Linked DNA regions of Homo sapiens: region 1 is linked to region 2. A link is a loop called in an ENCODE intact Hi-C map of the cell type or tissue named here. Cell type or tissue: heart left ventricle. All regions are shown on one strand. Each heading gives the region's core, and the rest is flanking DNA. Links, peaks and the distances in the headings are about the cores only.

Region 1 (16,558 bases), core at 3,570-11,569, 50 kb before region 2:
TTTTTTTTTTTTGTACTTTTAGTAGAGACGGGGTTTCTCCATGTTGGTCAGGCTGGTCTTGAACTCCCGACGTCAGGTGATCCACCCGCCTCGACCTCCCAAAGTGCTGGGATTACAGGCGTGAGCCACCCCGCCTGGCCCATAGCAAAGCTTTATTCACTTAACGAGTCATGGCCAACAGCGTCTGGTTAGCTCACAGAGGCCACAGTTTTATCTGTGGAGTCTGGTAACCACGCCACTCACGACCCTGTACATTGATTAGATGCAGCAGGTCATCTCAAACACACAGCTCTCTCCAACACCCCTTAGAATACAACACTTGGGTGGTGATTTTACTTAACATTCTGGTACTTCATCCCAAAAAGACATCGGTAGAGATTAGTGTAACTCAACAACAGGCAGAAAACATACAAGAAAGTTTAAGACGGATGTCTAGCAGTGCCTGAACTGTTAAGAAGCAAACGTGAGTAAATGCCTTAGTTTCAATAGAAAAAGAAAGTTCACAGTGGGACCTCAGAAGCAGAGGCTGTGAGATCACCTTTCAAGAATTGGAGGAGAATTGCAGTAAGTGATAGAGCCGGACGCTGAGCTGCAGCAGCCTCTGGGAATTGGCGGGGCTGTGGCTTGTCCTGTCCTGCCGCCCCCCGCGTGGCCTCGGAAACTGTCAGATGGTGCCTAAGGCAGAGTTGGGCAAAGAAAGAACCAGCGTTCGTTTCCTCCTGGACTCTCTAGGTCCATGGAGCTGGTGGGGGAACGGCCCTGTCTTGCCCGAGGAGGAAATTCGAGTCGAGCCCCCACTCCTCTCCCCGCGGGACTGATAAACATGTCCCTCATTCGCCCCGGGAGGCTGGCACCCAGGCACGACGCGAGGACGGCCAGACTCGCCGACGGCGGCCGCGTCCCGGGGGGCCGGGAGCGAGCCTGTCGGAAGGTGGGAGGCGGAGTCGCTCGGCATCTGGGAAGAGACCAAAGGAATGAGTCATTGGAAATGCTGTAACGTAGACCCTTATCCCAAACCCTTTCGCCCCTCCACCCCGAGCCCCCTGCCGAGAAGCGAAGGGACTGGAGACGGGGAGACTTGGTGGGGGGAGAGTCACGTTTCGGAGAGGGAAGTGAAATAAAGAGGGCGGCACCCGGGGGGACCTGTGCGTCATTGAGGGACCGGGGAGAAGCGCAGGGCGCACGGGGCTGCAGAAGGAGAAGTAGGAACGAGAAGCCGGAGGGGGCGGCCGCGGAGCACTGGTTGGAGCGCCGCGAAGCGCCCGAGCCTCTTGCCTTCGCGGGCGGCGCCCTGGCCGCCGGCAGCCTTGTGGCCGGTGCCCCGATCCGCCGCGCTCCGGACCCGGGCAGGCGGGGCGCGCCCGCTGCGCGCGGGATGTGGCAGCCCAGACGGCCCTGGCCCCGCGTGCCCTGGCGCTGGGCGCTGGCGCTGCTGGCCCTGGTTGGCGCGGGGCTGTGCCACGCCGGCCCGCAGCCCGGGTATCCCGCGCGGCCCAGCGCCAGGAACAAGTAAGTGCGCGCCCCTTGGCTGGCCCCAAACCGCCTACCCCTCCCCGGCCCCCAGTTGAGCCCCAGAGCTGCCCTGCCAAAGACGACGAGCGGCAGCCGGGGGCCTCCCTTGGACTTCCCCGGGCGGCTCCCTCTGCGGGGGACCGCGCGCTCCGCAGCCGGCGCCTCAGGCAGAGCTGACTCCGGGGGCGTGGGCGCAGAGAGCGTCCCGCAGACCCGGGCGATCCGAAAACGACTCCCAGGAATTCCATGAGCCCCTGGGACCATGGGTGCTTTTCTTTCCCGTCTTGGTCGGGTCCAGGCGCGCGCTCTCCAGAGGCGCACCCGGGCACCCTCCGGCGTCTGCTCGGTGAAGCTCCCGCCTCCGCAGAGGGCGACGGGCCCCCCCGACCCTCGCTCGGTCTGGTGCCGCAGTCCCCTCTCCCCTGGCCTCATTGTTCTCCGGGTTTACCCCGTGCCCCTCTCCCTCTCTCTCCTGCACCCCAGGAACTGGTGCGCCTACATCGTGAACAAGAATGTGAGCTGCTCCGTGCTGGAGGGAAGTGAGAGTTTTATTCAGGCTCAGTACAACTGTGCCTGGAACCAGATGCCCTGTCCGTCGGCGCTGGTGTAAGTCCTGGAGCCGGGGAGCGGGCGGGGCGCGCCCGGGCCGGGGCGGTGGGGGTGGGGTGGGGTTGCTGCGCTGGGCTCCAGTCCCTCCGGTAAATCCCTTCCAGATCCGGTGAAAAGCCCGCAGCGGAAAAGCGCTCCGAGCGCTCGCGGGGCACCGGCCACGCTGGGCTATTTAGGGAGTGGGTGCTGCCCGAGTGAGTGGGGAGGATGCGCGCGCCTCGGGAGTGTGGGGTCGCGGGGGCGTAGGAGAGGATGAACAAAGCTCCCACTCCCACTTCTGTTTTCTCCCTTTCAATGTTTGTTTGTAACATAAGGCAGCTGAATCTAATTGGATCCATATTGTGTGTTCTGGGGCACACAGAAGATTCCAAAATGTATACTGCTAAAGACTATTCCGTATAGGATTCGCTGAGAGGTTTGGCTAAGTAGTGTTCTAAAACGAGTGAGTTCTGTCCGTATGTCCCCATAAAACGGAATCTTCCAGTTTTGTAGATGTCTAAGCTAAAACCTCAGGAACACTTTGCTTAAAAGTGTGGCTCCCCAGCATCCCTCCCCGCAACTTAGATTTGGAGATTCTCTAGAGATTGTGGGAGAGAATGGCCGTTAAAGACAGGGGGAAGAATTAATCATCTTTTTGCTTATAAAGATTTCCCCATCTTAAAAAAAAAAAAAAACAGGAAGCAATGCAATAAAGTACAAATGCCGTTAAATACATGACACTCATTCAATTGTCATCAGGCAAGTCTTTGGGGGTTTTGTATCAGTCTGATACCGGAAGATGGGCCAGTGTGAATAAATGGCTGTTGAGGAACACATGTGATGGCTGAAATTAATTGTTTTCCACTAAGAATAAGTTGTTTGTCTTAGAGCACAGTTGTCATTACAGCAGAGAATAGTCAGTAGGCGGATCTGTCTTTGGCAAAACCAAGGGACAGACTGGAACTTGTACTCCAGGAAACCTTATTCCAGAGAACAGTAGATGAGCCTGTAGTCTTATGGGAAGTGGTCGCTGGGTCCACCCCACGTGGGCTTCTGGAGGAGCTGCCAACAGGGTTCAGCTAATTCCTGCTCGGCAAAAACAAAGTAAAACAAACAGAAACTTAGACGAGGTCCCCATTTCCTAATATACAGTGGAAAACGCTGAAATTGAATGCCCAGCTAGGCTATCTCTTTGAGTTGGATACATTGTCAGAGAGATAAGGTACTGTCATCCAACCTTAATCTCTTAGTAAGATTGAGACCTCATCGTCTATGGCCAGCAGTCAACGACATCAGAACCAAGCAAGGTTTTTACACTGTGGGAGTGATACAAACTAAGTATTCAACTCAGTTTGAATGCATTTGTTTAAAATTAGAATTGAGTTATTAGTCAGGAATATTTTATTCATCTTATACAAGAACTGCATGGTGTGGCTTGCTATAACCTTAAAACTTACTGGTGACAATTCGGAGATAAATGAATTTTTCATTTTGGGAGGTAATGCATTTTTGTTTAAAAGATGGCTTGTTTTTATTTTCTCAAATTATTTTAGCTGCTTGGAAAACCAAAGGATGATTTAATTGTTCTATTTGACCAAAACTCAGTGAAACTTGGCTGTCAGTGGGGAGTGAATCGCCTCCAGATTGGCAGGTCAATGCAAGGCAGTGGGAGTGCATTTTTGCCACCCAGTGAGTAGGACAACAGAATTATTATAAAAAATGACAGATGTTTCTGTTGTTTTATTAAACAAAGCCAAAATAAGTGACCTGGATGTTTTATTTCAATAATAACCATATAAACAATACAAGTGCATTTTTACATTTTAAGTACTGCACTGTAAGTGTGAAGTTTAAGAAACAAAGACTGAGTTGATGAACCTGAAAATCTTGACATTAGCTTCAGCAGTAAATTCAGTCTTGACTTTTTTCAGTTTCTTTAGGGATGGAACAGAATGGTTTATCTTATTTTTCAACTGAGGAATGCTTCCTAAGATTTCTTTTTTGTTTTTTGTTTTTTGTTTGTTTTGTTTTGAGACAGAGTCTTACCATGTCACCCAAGGTGGGGTGCAGTGGCGTGATCTTGGCTCACTGCAACAACTGCCTCCTGGGTTCAAGCAACTCTCATTCCTCAGCCTCCCGAGTAGCTGGGACTACAGGTGTGTGCCACCATGCCCAGCTAATTTTTTTTTTTTTTTTTTTTGTATTTTTAGTAGAGATAGGGTTTCAACATGTTGGTAAGGCTGGTCTCGAACTTGAGCTCAGGCAATCCGCCCGCCTCAGCCTGCCAAAGTGCTAGGATTACAAGCATGAGCCACCATGTCTGGCCCCTAAGTTTTGAGAATTGGTGGATGAATGAAGACAAAGGAAGGAGCCTTCTTTTTATACTTAACAAGGAGGAATGGCTGTTTCACATGGAATTGTTCAGTGTTTTCTGAGGAATCCAGAAGCCTGAGTCACCTGGGACCTGTGGAAGGAAACCTGAGGTTCTTTTTTATTATTATTGTTTTTTAGAGACAGGGTCTCACTGTGTCACCCAGGCTGGGGTGCAGTGGCACCATCATAGTTCACTGCAACCTCTAACTGTTCGGCTCAAGCGATCCTCCTACCTCAGCCTCCTGAGTAGCTGGGATTACAAGCAGAAGTCACTGCATCCTGCTAGTTTTTTATTTTTATTTTTTTAGGGATGGGGTCTCACTATGTTACCCAGGCTGGAAAAAAACGTTCTTCAGAAACTCACTCTAGAGTGACTGAGGGATAATTTGTGAGCAGTGTTGGAAGTACAGGGCTGGAGGTTGGCCGAGATGCTGGAGATAGAAACGCATTTCTGCAGTTGAGAGTGACGGACAGGTTGGCATCACTGAGGCCTTGACATGGTTGAGCAGAGCTGAGTTCTTAGGGACAGTGGAGGGGAAGGAAGAGGAAGAGCTGGGCAAGGAGAGAGAGTGAAGCAAAGATATTGGTGGAGGAAACCCCATCTTAGAGACTCAGGAGAAGTCCTGGAGGCTTCAGGCTCCAGAAAGGCCATGGGTTAGTGAGCAGGAAGCAATTGTTTCTGCAGAAAGAGGCCATTCAGGTCAGTGGGGTGCAGGCATTGTAATTTGTGTGAGATTGAGGGAGTGAGTCATGAAGAAACTTAGTTATACAGAAAATGATATCATGGGAAAAAGGCTCTGATGGAAAAAAAAAAAAAAAGGAGCTGAATAGTAGCCAAGCAGGTAAAGAATTACTTAGAGAGAGATCGGGGCCAGGCAGGATGGCTCTTGCCTGTAATCCCAACATTTTGGGAGGCTGAGGCGGGAGGATCACTTGAGCCCAAGAGTTTGAAATTAGCCTGGGCAACATAGTGTGACCCTATCACTATAAAAAAAAAAAATAGCAGGGCATGGTGGTGCATACCTGTAGTCCCAGCTACTCGGGAGGCTGAGATAGAAGGATTGCTTGAGCCCAGGAGTTCGAGGCTGCAGTGAGCTATGATCACGTCACTGCGCTCCAGCCTGGGTGATAGAGTGAGATCCTGTCTCGAAACACAGAGAGAGAGCATTCTGCCTATCTGGGGACAGAAGTAAAGTAGCCATAGAGAGAGTGCTCCGAGACTGAGGGTGAAACCGCTGGGAAATGGGGTGTGATGGAGGTACTCATTTAAATAACAGGAGGAGGGCTTCTGCGCCCAGCCATGTCACTGGGCCCTGACAGCCTCCTTAGCTGTAGAGACTGACTACAGGCCGCAGGTGCCTTGTCAGAAGGATTAGACGGTGCCCTGTTTACATGTATGAAAAGCCTTAGATTCCAGATTGTGAATTTGAATATTGTTATGTGCAACCAGGAACAGAAGGGGTTTTTATATAAGTGGGCATTTTAAGTAATCACTTTTCTGATACTATAAAGTACCTTCTATGTGCCAGGCCCCATGTTAGGGCTTTCCATTCCATACATTAGTTTATTTAGTTTCTGCAACAGCCCTTCGGGTTGAATAGTATTGTCTCCATTTTACCAAGGAGGAAACTGAGATGAGCCATTCCCTAAGTTGCTTGTGATCACGTGAGGGTAGCCACTGAGCCGCCTGCTAATCCAGGGCTTTGCGGACTGCCCTCTGTCTCTATAGCAATGCAGAATGTGCCTGTTTGTTTGTCTTAGTGTGTGCTTTCGGTAGGTTGCACAGTACTCAACTACTAAGAGCATTTACACCTTCTTTCATAAAAGGCAATTCTCATATAGAAGTGTTGAGAATGCATTTCTGTGTGCATTCGCGCGTGTGCATGCATGTGCCTGCATGTGCCCTTAACCCTCTCTACTGTGGGTCATTTGCCTATGACGCATGAACTATGTCATTTTTCACACTATACAGTTTGTTGGCTTATTTTAATGAAGCACTGGCAGATTGAACGCTTAAAGTTGTTATTAGAGAGGCGAGAGTTATCGGACATACTGCATGGACCAGTGAGCTCGACCGCTTCAGGACTTCCACATGTATGTTCCCGAGCTCAGCTGCCAACATGAAACTTGTCACAGGGGAATGGTGTTAAAAGCAGGCTTCCAGAAAAAGAATTTAAAGCCCATGCCCTAATGGTTGTGATACTAGTTTTGTGTGTAAGTAATTGTGCAAAAATTCGTTTTTTCTTTTTTGAGACAGGGTCTCGCTCTATTGCCCAGGCTGGAGCGCAGCGGCACCATCTCGGCTCACTGCAACCTCCACCTCCTGGGTTCAAGCGATTCTCCTGCCTCAGCCTGCTGAGTAGCTGAGATTACAGGCCTGTACCACCACGCCCAGCTAATTTTTGTATTTTTAGTAGACACAGGGTTTCACCATGTTGGCCAGACTGCTCTCGAACTCCTGACCTCAAGTGACCCGCCTGCCTCGGCCTCCCAAAGTGCTGGGATTATAGGCGTGAGCCATTGCACCTGGCCCGCAATAATAATTCTTAACACCTATAAAGATTCACCATCACTTAGGAATTTAAAATTGGGATGTCTTCTCTCTCTGTGTCTCTCTCTAGTGCACAGGTACTAGATGTGAGGAGGGCTCTGGATCCTCCGGGCACAGGATTGCTTCAACAAAACATGATTTGTCTTCCCTCTGTAAATTCCTAAGGGTGGCTCAATAGAATCTGAGGAAGAGGAGAAGGAAAGGGGCACCATCCCCTGGGAGATAAGGAGAGGACACAGAAGGGACCTGTGGACTCTAAATAACACCTAGCTGCATGCTAGGCATTTACCATTCAGTCCTAGTTCCCAAGGTGGGTCTAAGGGTGGTTTTCCCCTCCTGAGGTAATTGTTTTACTTTATACTTCTACATTAATAAAGCCAAATCTCTTAAAAATTTCATTGTATTGGGGAATTTTCCCAATTAATCCTAAAAACCCTTGGCAGCTTGAACAGTCTGGTAGATCCTGCCACCCCCCCAGCCCTTGGGACATTCCCAGCGATCGCCCGTCAGTGTGGTGGACGCAGCCTCTGAATCTGGACTCTCCGGAGCTGCTGTAAAAGTGCAGAGGTTCTGCCTTGGTCATGGGCTGGTTTTAGGGACAGATATGTGGAGACATGGAATCGGAGTGACTTGGAATTCTTTGAGGCACTGGGCAGGTTGACATCCGTGGGATTGAGGCTGACCGCAGTGGGAATATTTCCTTAAAGTGCATCGTGAGAATGTGACGAGCCCTGCCATGTTCATTGTTTTCCATTCTTATAGCAACCCTCTGGGGTCACTACCCCCATTTTACAGGAGGGCAAGTAGTTAGGAAGCAGCAGAGCCTGCCTTCAAACCCAGGCCTGTTATTTTCAAGCCTCGCACTCCTCCCGCTCCACACCTGGCAGCCCCTGGAGGTCTCAATCCACAGCCGGGCTGAGCACCCTGAGGGTGCATGTGTGATGCCTACCGCAGCGGGTGCTGCATTGCCAGCCTCCCTGTCAGGGTGGAATGGCAGGAGGGAAGGGCCTGACATTTCTTACAGCCTCCAATACCCATTGGTAGTGTTTGGACGTACGGCTGGTAGAAAACAGCACCGTGTTTCTTCTCTTTATTGGACTGGCGTTGTTTTCTTTCATGCTTCCAAATTGTCCCATCACCTCCTGCTCAGCCTGATGGTTTTAGTATTGGGGGCTTTGGGAGGTGTCTGGTCCACAGATAGCCTGCATTGTTGGTGAAGACATCCAAGGACCCCAGAGGTGAGGCAGGATTATTCCCTCTGAGTTCACTTTGCCTCCCAACTCAGGGCTGAGTTTCTGTAGGGCCCAGAGTTTTCTCTTTCTGACACCACACACTGACTTGGGCTTATCAGCATCTGGCCACCTCCCCCCTCAGCCCCTCGAGGCCTGTGTTGTATCTTGGTGGAATTTTTCCTATTAGCTCTTTTTCTAAAAAGATCTTACCAGTCGGGGGAGGGATCTGGGTGGGGCCAACACACAGAGCCTGTGCTGCTGAGATAAGGCCTGCCAGGAATTTGCAGCAGGTGTTGAGTTCCGTGGAGTTCAGGACACCTCTAATCCTCCTCAGGTTCCGAGGGGAGCAGATGGTTGTTCAGTTGGCAGAAAATTTGTCTTATTAGGGAGTAACCTCAGCCAGGAAATGTGGCTTAAAACACACACACACACAGAACATTTGGCTGGGCGTGGTGGCTCATGCTTATAATTCCAGCACTTTGGGAGGCTGAGGCAAGAGGATCGCTTGAACCCAGGAGTTCAAGACCAGCCTGATTAACATAGTGAGACCTTGTCTTTACAAAAAATAGAATAAACTAGCTGGGTATGGTGCTACGTGCCTGTAGTCCCAGCTACTGGAGAGGCTGAGGCGGGAGGATTGCTTGAGCCTGGGAGTTGAAGGCTGCAGTGAGCCATGATTGCAGTACTGCACTGAGGCGTGGATGACAGAGTCAAAAACAAAACAAACAAAAAAACCCAGAACAGAACATGTAAGGCTGCAGGGATCGGGGGAAAGAAAATGAGGGCTTACATCTTCCAGAGCCAGTTTTCTGTTTTCTACATCTCCAGGAACAGAATAACTTTCAGTTCAAAAAGTACCTTTTGTGTATAGCTTTGGGGGAATTTTCTTTCCTTCAGCTTTTAAACAAAAGTTTCGCCATCAATTGGCTGTTAGGAGGCTTGTTCCTTGGCATCGGAGGTAACTTGGAGTCAGCTGAGGAAGACTGAGCTCGTGTCAGAGACTCCTGCACGGGAGGGCTGGAATCCCAGGCGCCCAGCCCTCGAGAGCTGCAGACTGTTGCTATTTTGAGTTTCTTTCTTTGGGTTTCCATTCCTTATGGGCCCCTTGGGGCTGCTCCCTAGAATCTCCAGACCTTCCTTTCAGGTTTCTTATTTCTCTTGTTCCTGTCTCCTTCCTAGGTTCCCAGTGGAGGAGATGCCATGCTTGCAGGGCCCTTCGGCATTTCCAGAACATTTCCACACCATTATTTTATTCTTACCACAAGTTCAGCCAGGAGACTAGGCAGGGCCGAGACTGGGGCCTTGGAAAAAGAACTTCATGCTGAGGGGCTACACTTTCTACCTTCGTCTTACACAACAGTGAATAGCATTCAAATAGGGGTAATGGCCTTACGAAAAGCAGCCTGCTTTTTGTTAGAACTTGTCTTAATTAAGCTCCGTAACTGGTCTTCCTCTGTTGATGTGTTCCACCCACGGTGGCACGTGGTATTTGAGTTAAAATCCTGAGGTAGCCGGAAAAGGGGAGGCAGGTGGGGCCAGGCTGCAGAGAACGGCAAGTGGGTGGGAACTCCATCCAGGTTGGGTGGGTGGCTGACGTGCTTCGGAAGAGGAGACAGAAGAGTTGTCCTACAGCCTGACATCTCCCACCACCAAGCTGTGTGATCACAGGCGAGTCACTTAGCCCGTCTGAGGCACACTTTCCTCACGTCTACATGACAGGGTTGTGGGGAGGAGGCCCCAGTGCGGGAACACAGCTGACAGAACTTTTAAAAATTGCGCTGTCACACTAACGTACTGCATACCCAGCAGGCACGTCTGGTGAACACTCACCGTTTTCATTGTTTGTCGGTTTGGAATGTTATTGCCTCACAGGTGATTTTATCTTTGAGGACTTTGGGTTTGAAGTTAATGCTTACGGACACATTGGAGAAAGGCTAAAATGCTCACGGTTGAAATCGTTAAATTCAGTGAATTAAGATAATAATGATGCTGGCTTGCCTAAGATGAACTTTAAGTGAAGCTCAGCCGGGCACGGTAGTATGTTCCTGTAATTCCAGCTACTCGGGAGGCTGAGGCGGGAGGATCGCTTGAGTCAAGGAGTTTGAATCCAGCCTGGGCAACATAGTGAGACCCCCCTCTCTAAAAAATAAAATAAAATTTAAGTGTAAAAAAATTAAGTGAAATTCTTAGAAATTGCACTGGAAGCCGAGCCAGCAGTGCAGTCTCTTTGGGGAAATGCACATAAGTGATTATGGTCAAAGTCAGTGCTGAAGTAGCCTGTGGGTATTTCTTACTGGTTCTGCAGGTGTCTGTGTGCCTGGAGTAGGTCAGTAAAGAAAGGTTAGCTAGATGGTGGATGTTGCTGTGAGTGGTGGTAAACTAGTGCCAATCCCCAGGTGATCTATCCCACCGCCCCTAATGTGTTCCTTGAATTCTTTTAGAAAAAAATCCTCTTCCTCGTGTGCCTAATATTGTTGTTACTAACATGTGCTGCGTGTACATAATGAAGTAGGTGCCGCATCCAACAGTTACACAGAACTTTACATCCTGTCTTTAAAAATCAAAAGCGGGGAAACCGTACCAGTGGTGAGGTTCCTTCTAGTCTCCCACACAAATGTTCTGATTTATCATTGGCCGCGTGACTTCTTTACTGCTCAGCGTTAACTACTTCCATCCTTGATGAAGTAGTTTTCTGGGCTTAAAAATAACAACAAACCACTTGATAACATGGTACAGCTGAGCATGATTTCTCCTTACAAAGAACCATTTTCCTGGGAGAATCGAGGGAGGAGCCCCTTATTTTTCAACATGACAGCAGTTCACACTGAAGGGAAAATAATGAAATGACTAAAACTAAACATGCCAGTAAGTTTTCTTCTTTCCTTCCTGTTTTAAAATGGTGATGAGGGCTGAAACAAAGTAGGGAGCATTCAAATGAGCCAAATTCCTGGTTCGAAAATGCTGTAAAAGCAAACGTTTCTGGGTGTGTCACTTAGAAGGACCCAGAAGGACTCAGCTGCCCTTTTTTTGTTCCACCTAAGAAAATATTAGAAGATGAGGGAATACGCCTAAGAATTACTCTTTGCAGTGTCAGCCTTTCAGGACAATGTATTTTATTATGTGTTTGGTTAAAGAAAAACTGTGTAGGTGAAGTTTTTTAAGTGGATCATTTCAATGGAAGAATTTGCTGAGACTTTGCAGCTTTTCCCCAACTTTTCCCATCTCTGTGCACCTTTGTGATTGCACAGGTTCTGCCTAATGCATGGCCTTCATTAGGTTATGTTTTACAGAGATTTACTCTCAGTCCATCAGAAGACAAGGCACAAGATGTTTCCCTCTTACTTGAAGTGGTTTCCCTACATCTGCTTGACAGGGATGTTGTGAGAGGATAATGAGGTAAAGACCTAAAAGTGTTTTCTAAACCATAGTGGTGACAATGCTGCTTGTTTTTCTGCTAACTGAAGCTTTTGCACATATCTTGAAACGGAGGAGGAAAGCCGAGGGGGCGATTGCGACAGAACTCAGGGCGTGGGACGAGTTTTGCAATCCAGCCCTTCTTGGGGAGAACCTCTCTCCATTAAAGCGACTCTGGCTTGCCTTTAGCCTTTGAATGAAGGACTGGGGCAGGGAGGCATGGTCAAGCCTTTCTTAATATTTCACACATTCCAGAACCTTGAGTCCGGTCTGTTGTGCTGACGATGCTCTGGCCTGGTTTATGTCAGGCATCTCTGACCTTGGAGATTTTGGGCAGCTTTCAGCAGGAGCAGCAGCCTGCTGGTGCCAGGAAGCAAGGTCAGGGCCCCCACTCCACCACGATGGGCAATGCGCCCTTTCCCATCACAACAAGTTTCATCACCTCCTGGCCACTCTCGAGATTTGCGAGTCATTCTGTTGCATTGCTGCTGAAAATAACTGGCAAGGCAAGGCACAGATCTCCTTCTCACGGCCGGTGCAGGGGGAAAGCAGAAATGCCGCTGTATCTCGTGTCTGGAACCAAAGAGCAAAGCACTTTCTAGAAACTCCTTGTCAGAATCATTACCGGAAAATGAGTAATCCCAATTAGGAAGCACTTTTTGTTGTATTTTCTTTTTTATTTTTTTTTATTTCCATAGGTTTTTGGGGAATGGCTGGTATTTGGTTACATGAGTAAATTCTTTAGTGGTGATTTATGAGATTTTGGTGCACCCATCACTTGAGCAGTATACACGGAACCCAATTTGTAGTTTTTTATTTCTCACCCACTTCCCATCCTTTTCCCCTGAGTCCCCAAAGTCCACTGTGTCATTCTTAGGCCTTTGCATCCTCATAGTTTGGCTCCCACTTATGAGTGAGAACATAATGTTTGGTTTTCCACTCCTGAGTTACTTCATTTAGAATAATAGTCTCCAATTCCATCCAGGTTGCTGCGAATACCATTAATTCATCCCTTTTTATAGCTGAGTAGTATTCCATCATATATATATATATATATATATATATATATATATATATATATATATATGTGTGTGTGTGTGTATATATATATATATATATGTGTATATATATATATGTTCCACAGTTTCTTTTTTCTCTTTCTTTTCTTTCTTCTGATTCTCACTCTGTTGCCCAGGCTCTGGAGTGCAGTGGCGCCATCTCGGCTCACTGCAACCTCTGCCTCCTGAGTTCAAATGATTGTCCCACCTCAGCCTCCCGAGTAGCTGGGATTACAGGTGCCTGCCACCATGCCCGGCTAATTTTTGTATTTTTAGTTGAGACGGGGTTTCACCATGTTGGCCAGGCTGGTCTCGAACTCCTGACCTCAAGTGATCCACCCACCCCAGCCTCCCAAAGTGCTGGGATTACAGGCGTGAGCCACCACACCCGGCCCTATACCACAGTTTCTTTATCCACTTGTTGATTGATGCACATTTGGGTTGGTTCCACATTTTTGCAATCGCGAATTGTGCTGCTGTAAATATTTACGTGTAAGTATCTTTTTCATATAATGACTTCTTTGTCTCTGGGTAGATACCCGGTAGTGGGGTTGCTGGATCAAATGGTAGTTCTACTTTTAGTTCTTTAAGGAACCCCCATGCTGTTTTCCGTAGTGGTTGGGCTAGTTTACGTTCCCATCAGCAGTGTAGAAGTGTTCCCTTTTCACCACATACAAGCCAATATCTATTATTTTTAAATTTTTTTGATTATGGCCATTCTTGCGGGAGTAAGGTGGTATCGCATTGTGGTTTTGATTTTCATTTCCCTGATCATTAGTAATGTTGAGGATTTTTTCATATGTTTTTTGGCCATTTGTACATCTTCTTTTGGGAATTGTCCATTCATGTCCTTAGCCTACTTTTTGATGGGATTGTTTGTTTTCTTCTTGCTAATTTGTTTGAGTTTGCTGTAGATTCTGGATATTAGTCCTTTGTCAGATGTATAGACTGTGAAGATTTTCTCCTACTCTGTGGGTTGTCTGTTTACCCTGCTGACTGTTCCTTTTGCCTTGCAAAAGCTCTTTAGTTTAATTAAGTCCCACCTATTTATCTTTGTTTTTGTTGCATGTGCTTTTGCATTCTTGGTGATGAAGTCTTTACCTAAGCCAATGTCTAGAAGGGCTTTTCCAATGTTATCTTCTAGCATTTTTATAGTTTCAGGTCCTAGATTTAAGTCCTTGATCCATCTTGAGTTGATTTTTGTGTAAGGTGAGAGATGAGGATCCAGTTTCATTCTTCTACATGTGGCTTGCCAGTTATCCCAGAACCATTTGTTAAATAGGGTGTCCTTTCCCCACTTTATGTTTTTGTTTCCTTTATTGACTATCAGTTGGCTGTAAGTATTTGGGTTTATACCTGGGTTCTCTATTCTGTTCCATTGGTCTATGTGCCTATTTTTATACCAGTACCATGCTGTTTTGGTGACTATGGCTTTATAGTATAGTTTGAAGTCAGATAATGTGATGCCTCCAGATTTGTTCTTTTTGCTTAGTTTTGCTTTGGCTATGTGGGCTCTTTTTTGGTTCTATAAGAATTTTAGGATTTTTTTCTAGTTCTGTGAAGAATGATGGTGTTATTTTGATGGGAATTGCATTGAATTTGTAGATTGCTCTTGACAGTATGGTCATTTTCACAATACTGATTCTACCCATCCATGAACATGGTGTGTGTTTCCATTTGTTTATGTCATCTATGATTCCTTTTTTTTAATATACTTTAAGTTTTAGGGTACATGTGCACAATGTGTAGGTTCGTTACATAGGTATACATGTGCCGTGTTGGTGTGCTGCACCCATTAACTTGTCATTTAACATTAGGCATATCTCCTAATGCTATCCCTCCCACTTCCCCCAACCCCACAACAGGCCCCAGTGTGTGATGTTCCCCTTCCTGTGTCCATGTGTTATCATTGTTCAATTCCCACCTGTGAGTGAGAACATGTGGTGTTTGGTTTTTTGTCCTTGTGATAGTTTGCTGAGAATGATGGTTTCCAGCTTCATCCATGTCCCTACAAAGGACATGAACTCATCCTTTTTTATGGCTGTATAGTATTCCATGGTGTATATGTTCCACATTTTCTTAATCCAGTCTATCATTGTTGGACATTTGGCTTGGCTACAAGTCTTTGCTATTGTGAATAGTGCCACAATAAACATACATGTGCATGTGTCTTTATAGCAGCATGATTTATAATCCTCTGGGTACATACCCAGTAATGGGATGGCTGGGTCAAATGGTATTTCTAGTTCTAGATCCCTGAGGAATCGCCACACTGACTTCCACAATGGTTGAACTAGTTTACAGTCCCACCAACAGTGTAAAAGTGTTCCTATTTCTCCACATCCTCTCCAGCACCTGTTGTTTCCTGACTTTTTAATGATTGCCGTTCTAACTGGTGTGAGATGGTATCTCATTGTGGTTTTGATTGCATTTCTCTGATGGCCAGTGATGATGAGCATTTTTTCATGTGTCTTTTGGCTGCATAAATGTCTTCTTTTGAGAAGGGTCTGTTCATATCCTTTGCCACTTTTTGATGGGGTTTTTTGTTTTTTTTCTTGTAAATTTGAGTTCATTGTAGATTCTGGATATTAGCCCTTTGTCAGATGAGTAGATTGCAAAAATGTTCTCCCATTCTGTAGGTTGCCTGTTCACTCTGACGGTAGTTTCTTTTGCTGTGCAGAAGCTCTTTAGTTTAATTAAATCCCATTTGTCAATTTTGGCTTTTGTTGCCATTGCTTTTGGTGTTTTAGACATGAAGTCCTTGCCCATGCCTATGTCCTGAATGGATTGCCTAGGTTTTCTTCTAGGGTTTTTATGGTTTTAGGTCTAACATTTAAGTCTTTAATCCATCTTGAATTAATTTTTGTATAAGGTGTAAGGAAGGGATGCAGTTTCAGCTTTCTCCATATGGCTAGCCAGTTTTCCCAGCACCATTCATTAAATAGGGAATCCTTTCCCCATTGCTTGTTTTTGTCAGGTTTGTCAAAGATCAGATAGTTGTAGATATGCAGCATTATTTCTGAGGGCTGTGTTCTGTTCCATTGGTCTATATCTCTGTTTTGGTACCAGTACCATGCTGTTTTGGTTACTGTAGCCTTGTAATATAGTTTGAAGTCAGGTAGTGTGATGCCTCCAGCTTTGTTCTTTTGGCTTAGGATTGACTTGGCGATGCAGGCTCTTTTTTGGTTCCATATGAACTTTAAAGTAGTTTTTTCCAATTCTGTGAAGAAAGTCATTGGTAGCTTGATGGGGATGGCATTGAATCTCTAAATTACCTTGGACAGTATGGCCATTTTCATGATATTGATTCTTCCTACCCATGAGCATGGAGTGTTCTTCCATTTGTTTGTATCCTCTTTTATTTCATTGAGCAGTGGTTTGTAGTTCTCCTTGAAGAGGTCCTTCACAATCCTTGTAAGTTGGATTCCTAGGTATTTTATTCTCTTTGAAGCAATTGTGAATGGGAGTTCACTCAAGATCTGGCTCTCTGTTTGTCTGTTATTGGTGTATAAGAATGCTGGTGATTTTTGCACATTGATTTTGTATCCTGAGACTTTGCTGAAGTTGCCTATCAGCTTAAGGAGATTTTGGGCTGAGACAGTGGGGTTTTCTAGATATACAATCATGTCATCTGCAAACAGGGACAATTTGACTTCCTCCTTTCCTAATTGAATACCCTTTATTTCCTTCTCCTGCCTCATTGCCCTGGCCAGAACTTCCAACAGTATGTTGAATAGGAGTGGTGAGAGAGGGCATCCCTGTCTTGTGCCAGTTTTCAAAGGGAATGCTTCCAGTTTTTGCCCATTCAGTATGATATTTGCTGTGGGTTT
Region 2 (11,977 bases), core at 3,978-11,977:
CTGTAGGTCAGGAACCCCGGCAGGGCTTGGCTCAGCGGTTCTTCTGCTCTATGTGGCATCAGCTTGAGTCGCCCACTCAGCTGCATTCAGCTTGCGGTTGACTGGAAGGTCTGTGAAGACTCAGTCATATGTCTGGTGCCTCGGTGCTCCTCCACCTGGCCCCTCTCTCCATGTGGCCAACCTGGGCTTCCTCACAGCATGGCGGTGTCAAGTAGTCAGACTATGGCGACTGTCAAGGGAAAGTGGAAGCTGCTGGGCCTCCCACAGGCTAGCCCAGAGCTGGAGTGGCATCACTGCCACATTCTATTGTCAAAGCAGGTCTGCTCTTGAAGGGTGACGTGGCTGGTATGTTTGGGGAGGGAAGGGGGATTAATGGTGGTCATGATATCTACCACAGTGAGCACAGATCCAGAGGTGAAGATGTGTGATGGTTTTGGACCAGTAAGCAGATCGCCAGACCGGGAACACACACTGTGGTGTTTCTACTCAGCCTGTTGCCCTCTTCACAGATCCTGTTTCCTTTGGAAGCATCACTGAGGTGAGGCTGAATTATCCAAGAAGCAGCCAACAGGGGAGAAGAAGGGCCTTCAGCTGATGCTTAAATAGATCTAAGTCTCTTTTATATCCTTCTGTTAAGGGCATATATATATATAGCATATGTATATATTGCATATATATAATGAATAAATAAATATATATAATTGTTTTTGAGATGGAGTCTCCCTTTGTTGCTGGGGCTGGAGTGCAGTGGCGTGATCTTGGCTCACTGCAACCTCCGCCTCCCGGGTTCAAGCGATTCTCCTGCCTCAGCCTCCCAAGTAGCTGGGATTACAGGTGTCTGCCACCACATCCAGCTAATTTTTGTATTTTTAGTAGAGACAAGGTTTCACCATGTTAGTCAGGCTGGTCTCGAACTCCTGACCTCAGGTGATCCACCCATCTCAGCCTCCCAAAGTGCTGGGATTACAAGCATGAGACATTGCACCCGGTCAGATATATATATATTTGAGACAGGATCTTGCTCTGTCACCCAGGCTAGAGTACAGTGGTGCAATCACAGCTAACTGCAGCCTCAACTTTCCTAGGTTCAGGTGATCCTCCCACCTCAGCCACCCAGGTAGCTAGTACTACTGGCACGTGCCATCGCACCCAGCTAATTTTTTGTTATTTATTTATTTATTTTTTTAGAGATGGGTTTCACCATGTTGCCCAGGCTGGTCTCAAACTCTTGGACTCCAGTGATTCGCCTGCCTCAGCCTGGGATTCAGGCATGTGCTGTAATTACATGTGCTGGGAATTACGGGCATGAGCCAGTGCACCTGGACAATTTTTTTTTTGGAGATGGGGGTCGGGAGACAAAAGGTCCACAAGTCTGGGCACAGTGGCTTACGCCTGTAATCCCAGCACTTTGCGAGGCTCAGACGGGTGTATCGCTTGAGCCCAAGAGTTCGAGACCAGCCTGGGCAACACAGGGAGTCCCTGTCCCTACAAAAAATACAAAAAAATATATACTTTTGAGAAAATGGTCCAGGCAGAGGGAACAGCATTCTCAAAGGCTATGAGGAAGTTCTTTTGAAAAACCCAGAATAGTGGTATGGCCAAGCGTATAAGCAAGGCAGAAGGTCATCAGCAATGAGGTCAAAGCGAGGGTAGGAATGAGATCAGGCAGGCTTTCTAGGCTGTGATAAAGGAGTTGGATTTTAAGTACCGTGAGAAACTATTGAAGGATTTTGAGCTGGGGAGTGATTACTTCCGTTGAAATCCCTGCTCATCCATGCTTGTAAACAGTGGAGGATTAACTAATGTCCTGGACTTAGTAATCACTCAGGAAAATTACCTATTACTTAAACCCTCCATACCCTAGAATGGATGTTTAATCTATTCATGACTGAACTTTTCTCCCTTTCTCTACCTATAAACCCCCAGGCCTCCAGCCTTGGAAGAGAGAGGGCCTGTAAACACAGCAGACACAGGGTGAAGGGCCCTGGTGGCTCCGGTGATGCTGTAGGTGGCCACAGGTTTTTTTGTTTTTCTTGCTTTCCCTTTTTCTTGTTTTTAAAATTAGCGTTCAAATAGACAGTATAAAAAGCCTTAGAAATGGCTGGGCGCGGTGGCTCATGCCTGTAATCCCAACACTTTGGGAGGCCAAGGCAGCAGGATCACTTGAGCACAGGCGTTCAAGACCAGCCTGGGCAACACAGTGAGATCCTGTCTGTACAAATTAAACATTAGCTGGGTGTGGTGATGTGCACCTGTGATTCCACCTACTTGAGAGGCTGAGGCAGGAGGACCCCTTGAGCCCAGGAGTCTGAGGCTGCAGTGAGCTATGATCACACCACTGCACTCCAGCCTGAGCAGTACAGCATAATCCTGTCTCTTTAAAAAAAAAAAAAAAGCCTAGAGATCTCCCTTTTCAGCATTCACAGCTTCATGTATCTCGTGTATCGATAGTTTTTTTGAGCAGAATCTCATCACTTATGAACAAATTAGGTTATAAATGGAAAGGAGGCTCGAGGCCCTTTATTCCCTATGCAGTGTAGCCACGGAGTTGAGCCCTCCTTCCCAGATGGACTCGCTCCCATTTTCACAGGTGCGGGGAGCATCAGGCCTTCACACTCTCTCAGCAGGCATCCTCTTTTGTTCCTTTTTCCCAAGTTGCCCAGCCTTACCCCCACTCGAGTCTGAGTGACCCATGAGTGATTCATAGGGAATTACTCACAGGTATCCCCACAAGTGGGGGTGTGTCCTGGCCACAGGGTCTGCCTCCCAGGCACTGGGTGACCAGCAGAGGCTGACTCCCTGCCTGGGACCCAGGACTAGCCCGGCCTGCAGCCCAGTGGCAGCAGCATGTGGAGAATGGGGCAGCCCGCCCTCCCCAGCTGGCTTTAGCTTCCCCTGGCCCCACACACAGGTTGAGCCTCAGCTGGACCCTGCCTTCCCACTGTTCCTCTCCCGGTAGAGGAAGGAAGGGGTGCTGGTGGCGAGCAGGAAGGGAAGGCAGAGGGACGTAGCTGTGTGCAGGGGACTTCTCTTTCCAGATGTCACGCTTCCAAGTAGAGACAGATGTCTCTTAGATCTCAGCACACTAGAGATAATGGCATCACTTCCTTTTTCTGCTCTCCCACCCCTTTCTGCTCATGTCTCTGAGTAATTTTCATCATAGCGTTTCTTTTAGGAGTGCTGCAGGTTTAAGCGTACTATTTTTATTGAGTTAAGCTATAAGAATGAAAAAGCACAGCCTTGTCAAATAACTATTTAACCAGAAAGCCTGGCCAGGGCACTGCCTGATGCCAACATTCTGACCCCTTTGCCCCAACTCAAAATCAGCTGAGTTTGGGGAGAGTTTAGGCCCAAGGTAGCATGATGGACTTAGAGTTTTATAAACATATAAAGGCTCAATAAATTGCTTATATTCAGGCCATAGGGAACTCCTGACAACTCGCCCCCTTTATCCTGTAGGCACCAGGTTTCTACGATGCCCTTTGGTTCGTGTAAACCGCAGCTGCTCTACTGCATCTTAGCCTTGAACTTAGAGCTGCAGTGTTCGGAGAATGGAGCTTTCCCAGAGCTGCATGCATAAATGCCTCTGGGATCTTTAAAAAAAACAAAAACAAAAAACTCCTCGGCTCACTCAGGAGATCGCTGCTCAGCAGCAGGGATGAGGTGAGGGCCAGGAATTTGTAATTAAATTTATAACTAAAAAAAACCGCTAGCTCTAGTCCTGGAAATTGAAGGCTACCCCAGAGGCAGAGGGATCTACCCACCCCAGGTAAGCTGTGCCCAAAAAGAAAGAGGAGGTGGGGGGGAGGGAGGACACAGAATGAACCACTGACTGACACTGCGCCACCAATAGAAGTCAGCTTTGTGTGAGCCCACTTACGGACTCGATTCTGTTCCAGTTTTTGAGGTCTCTCCTGGTGGCTTACTCATTTAGCTTTATAGTGAGTCTTAAAATCAAGCAGTATAGATCCTCCTATGCGCTTCCATATAAATTTTAGAAACAGCTTGTGAATTTCTTTCTTGCTATTTTATTTTTTTTCAGCGGAGTCTTGCTCTGTCACCCAGGCTGGAGTGCAGTGGCACAATCTCGGCTCACTGCAACCTCTGCCTCCTGGGTTCAAGCAATTCTCCTGCCTCAGCCACCCGAATAGCTGGGATTACAGGCGCCCACCACCACGACCCACTAATTTTGTATTTTTAGTAGAGACAGGGTTTCACCATGTTGGCCAGGCTGGTTTCAAACTCCTGACCTCAGGTGATCCATCCACCTCAGCCTCCCAAAGTGCTGGGATTACAGGCGTGAGCCACCGCGCGCGGCCCAGCTTGTGAATTTCTAAAAAAAATTTAAAAATTCCAAGAGCTGCTGATGCTCAGCTGAGTGAGTGCCTTCTCTGTCGGGGTTCTGTGATAGCAAATTACTTTCCAGCTCAAATGTATTGCCACAGATTTTAGCACACATGACTAAAGCTGTATTTATATTTCAACATCCACGAGTTTGTACTTTGCAGAAATTTAGACGCATTTTCTATATTTAGCCCTATCCCACGAGTTTCACCATTCTTATGTCTGGATTCTTATTATTTTGGTGTCAATATGGTCCCTTCTGCCTTAACAACCAACACAGTGCTCCCTCTTATAAGCTTGAGGGTTTTTTTTTTCATTCAAACCAAATTCAAAAACAGCATTCATTCATTCATTTATTTATTTACTCATTTATTTTTGAGACAGGGTCTTGCTCTGTTGCCCAGGCTGGAGTACAGTGGTGTGATTATATCTCACTACAGCCTTGAACTCCTGGGCTCATGCTATCCTCCTGCGTCAGCCTCCTGAATAGCCAGAACTACAAGCACACATTACCATGCCCAGCTACTTTTTAAAATTTTTTGTCGAGACAGAGTCTGGCTATGTTGAAAGGCTGGTCTTGAACTCTTGGCCTCAAGCAATCCTCCCACTGCAGCCTCCTAATGTACTGGGATTGCAGGCATGAGCCACAGTGCCCAGCTCAAAAGCAGTGTTGAGATGGACATCGACTTGGAGTAGAACTATTCCAGGGAATGCATGTTTGCCTTCTCAGCCCCAGGGATACTTTTACATGCCTACTTGTGAGCCACCTTGGTGGCCTGCCCTCCTGTCCCGCAGGGGAGACCAACTGTTTCTTCGAAAAAGCCCCTTTATCTAAGCTCACCCCGGGCCCATTTAGCACCACAAGCGACAGTTTCTCTGAATTTTCTGATGAGTCCAGCATTTCTCATGCTTCAGTCCGTGATGGTATGGGGTTATTTCCCAGGAACTAGAGCTTTGCCACTCAGCAGAGCAGTCAACTGTGAAAGCATCTTCCATCCATCCGCCTAGCATTCTGTATGTCAGCACTTTGATGCTTTTTTTAAAAAAAAGTCTGAAGTCTTGATCAGCATCTTTAAAATACTTCTCCAGTTTCAGCATTTGGTCAGCAGGTATACCTTCTGGATGGCAGGGAGATCAGATTTCACCTTCACTGGACTTCTGATGAATTACACTTAACATTTGCACAGTGTTTTACAAATAGCGGGGCATTAAAAGGGCACACCCACATCCATTGCTTGGTCTGATTGGCATCAATTTCTGCCTGGATGACAGGAGGGCACTGCAGGTTGAGCCCGTTGCATGGACAAGGTTTCAGTGGCTTTCCCACAGCCGAGTCTCAACCACAGGCTCTAACAGCTAAGGCCAGGCTTTCTCCAACAGCCTCTTCTCTGTGACAAGACACCCCTTAGTTGCCAAGAACAGGGCCAACCCTTTCCCCAGGTCTCCTCCTGCAGCCCAGCTGCTCAGGGCTCTTGCAGAAAGCAGGGCTTCCTGGAGACAGCAGGCAACCCCTGACTCCTGTAATGAGCGAGGGTGTTAGTTCAGGGGGAAGACACTCGTTTTTAGCACATCAGCCCCATGAATTATTGGGGATTTTCTTAGGAAAGTCTTTGTTTTAATAAAAGTTGAAATTGATGTTTGGTTTTGAAATTGACTTTTAATAGGAGCTTTCGAGGAGAGGGAATGGCCTTTAATCCCTACACGTCAGGTTCACCCATGGTGAGGCTGTGACCCTACCCGACCCGTGCGGAGTGTCAGGCAGGCCTGGTGCAGTGTGGCTGGTCTGTCCCTATCATTCCTCAGGAGTTAAAACACATGAGGAGCAACCTTGGCTCTTATGAAGAATTCATTTCAAATGGTCTGTTCTTGAATTAGAAACACATGTTCAGTTCAGAAAGCAGTCGGCTGCTGGAGAGGTCTCTTTCCAGAATGAGCAGAGTGCTATCCAGCCTTTGTTAGGACTTGGTCATAAATGTGTGCGTTCGGCACCCCACGTGATGCTGTGGACTAAGCCAGAGCTAGGAGAGGCCAGGGCTGGGGGCACCCATCCCAGTGAGACGTCGCTTTTTCATGACTGTCTCTGCTATGATGTGGCGGGCTGCTTTGGAGCCTTCAGCCATCCACGGCACTCATGCACGGACTCCCCAAGGAGATCCACTGAGGATATCTGGCTCAAGGAATATCTTAGTTCATTCTTTTTCCTCTGCCTTCCACTAGTGTAACAAGTCTGGGTGTTGAGGGTGTAATGGATATATTAAAATGGATTATAGTAAAAGACAGAATGATCACTGTCCTATAGGTATCAGAACTGCCTTGTTAGGACCCCAGAATGGCAATTATTTTTGGCAAAATTAGGGTTCCCAACTTAATGGCTGGCAGGAATTAGGGTGCATGGCCCATAGCGCCTGTCATAGATAGGTTGAGCCTTCTTTTATTCACCCAATACTTAAATTGTTCAATGTCAGTTACCAGGCCTTGTGCTAGGCCCTGGGGATGGCAGAGAATTAAGATGCTCAAGTACTCATCAGTCAGCCAGAGAGGAAAGGTCTGAACCACAGAAAGAGCCCCCAGAGGTTCATGTTGTTTCCTGGTGCAGAGGCAGGACTGTTCAAGCCTGCTGGGCCAATCCAAGAAGGCTTCATGGAAGAGGTGGTTTTGAACTGCGACTTCAGGAGTGGGTGCCGTTTGTCTCAGTGAGGGTGCTGGAAGAGGCCATTTCAGGGGTGCACATGGTAAAGGCACGAAGCCAGGGAAGTCACATGAGAGCTGGGTACCAGTGAGCATACTGATGGCAGCCAAAGGAGGCGGGGGACTCAGAACGTCAGGCCGGAGAGAGTCAGTTTGATTTTTACGAGAAGTGGAGAACAATGGAAGATTTTTGAGCAAAAAATAATATGATTAGAATGCTTTCTAAGAGCATTCTGGAAAAGGTGTGAATGAAGGATCCAAGCAATATTTCCAAATTAGAATCAGCTGGGCTTAGCAACAAATTTGTGTGTGAAGGAGCAGGAGGGGGAGACCAAAGGAGAAGGAAGAGTGAAACAGGACTCTGTGCCTGGATGAGGGAGAACAAGGGCGGATTTCAGAGGAAAAGGGTGATTTGACGGGTTGGTGAGGACAGGGGAGAAAATAAGGGCCAGTTTGGGTGGCCTGTGCTTTGCCATTTTAAGATGCTTTGCTGACTAACTTATCGAGGGTTGAAGGACAGAGGAAAATTCTGTTTTCCCCTGAGTTTTAGATAGAGAGACATACGCTTGGGCTAAAAGGAAGAAACTAGTGGGGAGGAAGGAAAGAGAGGTTGAGAAGAGAGAGGAGTGATGTCAGATGGAGCTGATCCAAGAAGAGGAGGGAGGGTGGGGCTGGGGCTCAGGCAGAGGCGTGTGCCCTGGGAGGCAGGCCAGCTTCTGAGCCAGGGAGACGGTGTCCAGAGAGGAGGAAAGAAAAGAAAGATGAGGAGTCAACTCAAGTGTGCTTGGATTAGAGGGGAAAGGGCAGAAACAGGCCGTCAGTGTCTTCTACAATTATATTTTATAAAAATAAGTAAAATAACACTAAGAAGCTCATAATGAAAACCAGCTCCCCTGTTCCCTTCCCCATCCTTCTTCCCACGCCCCAGAGGCAGCCACATGTAAATCTTCCAGCTGTTTCTTTTCTTTGGTACTTACCTCCGTATTTCTAAATTGATTTATCAGCTTTAGACATTGTATATTGACCCCCCCTTCCTCCCAATTCCCAACAGAGTTATCCTACAGTCAATATGCAACATCTATGCTATGCTGAGCTCAATAGCTCTCTAAGGTTGTGTTGCTTTCCTTTTTACTTTTCTCTTAATTGGTAGTAGTGTTGCTTATATCCTATGTATCTATTTTGGAGTCTTCCTACCCTTCAACAGCCTCTTAATACAATTTTCTACATCATAAAAAGTATCAGATCATTTGTCAGTTCCATTTTTTTTAAAAATTGACCTCCCTCCTGGAATTCTTGCTCTTTCTGATCTAACCTGGACTGGTTATTTTCTAGACTTTTGCAATAAGGCTTTCAATCTGAGCCTGCCTTCACTACTATCCTAGAAAAGTCTTTAGCCTCTCTCCCCTTTCTTTTACTCTCTGTTGCTTTTTCATGGTTTACTCCCTTGTTTCAGTAGTGCACATTTCCCAATACCTTTTTAAGAAAGGGTGCGTGAGAGATGGCATTTTATAATTTTTTAAATATTGCCTGTCTAAAAATATCTTTATTCTACTCTTGTAATTGATGGGTATTTTTGCTGGGTACAGATTTCAAGGTTGACAATTACATTCTAGCATTGTTTGATGACATTGTTCCCTTCTCTTCTAGTTTCCAATACTGTTGAGAAGCCTGGTGATGCCTTCCTGATTTGCAGTCACTTTTTATATTTTTTCCCTTGAAAGTTTGTAATATCTCCTTTTTATCTTCAGTGTTCTGAATGTGGCTTGGTTTATTCCTCTTATTCAGTAATTGTGCTGGCATCTTTCATTTTCTTCAGTTCTGGGAAGTTGTGTGTTTATTTGATAATTCTCTCCTTACCATCCCATTACCCCTACATACCAGTTTTTCTGATTTCTTTTTTTCTGGAAGGACTTCCTAGGTTGACCCTTTAATTTTCTTATGATTTCCTTCCTATTGATCATCATTTCGTCATCATGTTCTACCTTCTGAAAGATTTCCTTGATTTTTATCTACCAACCCTTTCATGGAAATCTCTGGTTTTGGCAAGTGCCTTTTTAATCAGCAAAGGCTCACCCTTATTCTCTGACTATCCCTTTTGTATAGCAATCAATTCTTGCATCTTGGATGCAGTATCTTCTACTTCTCTGAGGGTAGGATGTGTTTATTTTCTTGCACTGTGTCTGTCTCTTTAGAGTTCCTTTTCTTTAGTTGGTGTGGCTTGCTTTGGTCCCTGTCGTTCACACAGGCGGCTTTCCTCATATGTCAGGTGATTTTGACTTTGGTTCACATTTAATGGGGAGACACTAGATAGAGTTTCACGACTGTGGGCATCATAGGGTCAATTTGAAGAATCCTCCTATATCCAGCTAGAGGTATAAGCAAGTGGCTGGGAGCTTAGCAGAGGATGGGGACTGTGAGCCTCCTTATTCAGGGAGCAGACTTTCGCTTAGTGTTTTTAGACTGGTATCTTACTCCTATCTTCCACTGTAGCTGGTATCTGCATGTTTTTCAATCCCTCTGCCTCAGTTTCTCTGTCTAACCCAGCCTTTCTCAACCAGGGTTCTAAAGAGATGTAAATCCTGATGCCATTCTATTGTATGGCGTGAACTAACTTCTCTGTATCTAGAATGGAATTAGCTCTGTATCATCCTCAGGGAAAACTGAGAGAGTAATCACTCAAATTGTTTTCTCTTGGGCTTCTCTCATGGAACATTGGTCAGGAAAGGCTGTTGGAGAAACTGCCTCTCTCAGGGTGTTCTGGCAACCTGCCTCTGTGGGTGGGGCGGGGGGGGGGCATGTATTTGATCTGCCATATTTATCTTAGTTTTATTTTTTTAATTTTTAGTTGTTATGTGTACAGAGTAGATATATATATATATGGGGTACATGAGGTATTTTGATACAGGCATGCAGTGTATAATAATCGGGGTAATAGGGTATCTATTACCCAAAGCATGTGCCATTTCTTTACAGACATTCCAATTCTACTCTTTTATTTAAAAATGTGCAAAAGATAATTGCTGACTGCAGTCACCCTGTTGTGCTATCAGATACTAGATCTTATTAACTCTGTCTAACTATATTTTTGAACCCATCAACCACCTCCACTGCCCTTCTCCCCAGCTTAGTGAGGCTGGAGTGCAGCGGGCGATCTCGGCTCCCTGCAACCTCCACCTCCTGGGTTCAAGTGATTCTCCTGCCTCAGCCTCCCGAGTAGCTGGGATTACAGGTGCGCTCCACTACCCCGGGCTAATTTTTGTTTTTTTGTTTTTTTTTTTTGGATATTTGGAAGAGATGAGGTTTCGCCATCTTGGTCAGGCTGGTCTCGAATTTGGGGGCTCAAGTGATCCGGCCGCGTCGGCCTCCCAAAGTGCTGGGATTACGGGCGTGAGCCACCGCGCCCGGCCCGCTTAGGGAGTTTTAAAACAAAACTAGACGGCAGGTCGGGAGGCAGCCGCCGATTTTTGTCGGGTCCTAAACAAAAATCAAATGTGTTGCGCTTTGGAACTCTGGGCATCGTGGGCACCAGGCTGACGGGGGCGGCGGGGATGGCGTTTCTTGGCGAGCGGGTCCCTCAGCCAGGCCCGGGTATTGTCAGGCGTCCCGTGGACGGTCGGGAGGGGCTTCCTGGAGGGCTCGTTCCGGGAACGAGTTCAAAGGAGGAAAGGGCGGCAGCTTCCGGCGCCTTCCCCAGAGGGCCGGGAGACGCACGCCAGGAGCTTCCTCCGTTGGAAGTCCCTTCCGCTGGCGACGTGGGCGCTGTGGCCGCGGCCCTCGTGGAGCCTGAGCCCTCCTCACGGCCTCCGCGCAGCCCTGGGGCCCCCCGGCAGGGTCCCTCGGCAGCCCGCGGGAGAGGCCGTGGGGCCCCGGCAGGAGTGTGGTTCAGAGACGGTGCGGGGGTCGGTGGCCTCAGGTCCCTTTCAGTCACTTGCGACGCACCCGCGGTTTCCGCGTGCTGTGAAATCGGGAATTGTTGATGCCGGAGCCAAGAGTGAGGCCGGTTTGGAAAGTGCAGCCGTCTGCGCCGGAGAGGCTGGAAACGCCCCGGCCCCGGGCAGGGGTCCCCGGCGGCGTCCGGGTGGCCCGCGGCGTCCTCGGAAGATGCGGGCGGACGCCCGTGTGTCCCGCTGGCCTGACGTCGCAGGGGTGGCCGCAGAGTCCTCACGGGGACCCCGCTCGCCGGGACTCATGGAGGGGACCCTGACGGGGCAGTCAGGGCTGAGGTTTCCTAATCCCGTGTGTTTCTTTCTCCCCGACGCCCGGCAGAGGCGCCCTCGCCCCCGCCGCCCGCAGAGGCCCCGAAGGAGCCGCTGCAGCCCGAGCCCGCCCCGCCGAGGCCCAGCGGCCCCGCAACCGCAGAGGACCCTGGGCGACGGCCCGTCCTGCCCCAGCGGCCCCCCGAGGAGAGGCCGCCCCAGCCGCCAGGCTCCACCGGGGTCATCGCGGAGACGGGCCAGGCCGGGCCCCCCGCAGGCGCAGGCGTGTCTGGGCGGGGTCTGCCGCGGGGCGTGGACGGCCAGACCGGGAGCGGCACCGTCCCCGGCGCAGAAGGCTTCGCGGGCGCACCAGGTGAGGCCCGGGGCTGCGCGGGGAGGAGCGCGGGGCTCTCCCGGAACTTCCGCCTGAGCCTCGGGGTCTGCTGAGGGGCGTGGCGGTTCGGGGTCCAGCCTTCGGGGGGGCAAGTTCCGAAATGCAGCTTTGGAAGGATGCCGAGGCCCGAGGGACCGCTCATGCTAGTCCAGCACACGGAGGCCGGGGCACCTCAGGGACAGTGCAGTCGTCTGTACTTAGACATACTGAGTGGCCCCGCCGGTTGGAGTACGAGTGCCACACGGGCAGCTCATTGATTCCCAGCAGGAAGGATCTTGGAAGCCAGAAGGGTATTGGGAGCTTGGGTAGCAGCAAAGCAGGTGGCACAGCAGCGTGGCTAGGCAGGAGGGCTGTC

Evidence for each region. Hi-C counts contacts between places; a loop is a spot of excess contacts. Peaks named below come from ENCODE experiments on the same cell type or tissue, not always from the same donor. Only the 100,000 strongest peaks of a DNase experiment are listed, where the experiment ranks them.
Region 1: a loop joins it to region 2, with 2.6 times the contacts of the local background. A loop is called at or near these places in 33 of 110 quality-filtered maps.

What each region holds. Positions count from the first base shown.
Region 1 is chr18:2,845,814-2,862,371 of GRCh38, forward strand. EMILIN2 (elastin microfibril interfacer 2) reads left to right here and starts at 1,193. Exons shown (of 8, transcript NM_032048.3): 1 at 1,193-1,509; 2 at 1,996-2,118. The coding sequence starts at 1,376. RefSeq lists silencers at 1,411-1,460, 2,081-2,170 and an enhancer at 8,338-8,632. In heart left ventricle, for the core only: no CTCF peak of the experiment used is centred there; no DNase peak of the experiment used is centred there; H3K27ac peaks cover 340 bases.
Region 2 is chr18:2,895,485-2,907,461 of GRCh38, forward strand. EMILIN2 (elastin microfibril interfacer 2) reads left to right here. Exons shown (of 8, transcript NM_032048.3): 5 at 11,299-11,601. Among named protein-coding and RNA genes, the nearest start is that of EMILIN2, 54 kb to the left of the region's middle. RefSeq lists a silencer at 10,801-11,660. In heart left ventricle, for the core only: a CTCF peak has its summit at 11,305; DNase peaks (open chromatin) are centred at 7,728, 10,697 and 11,657; H3K4me3 peaks cover 1,650 bases; H3K27ac peaks cover 2,060 bases.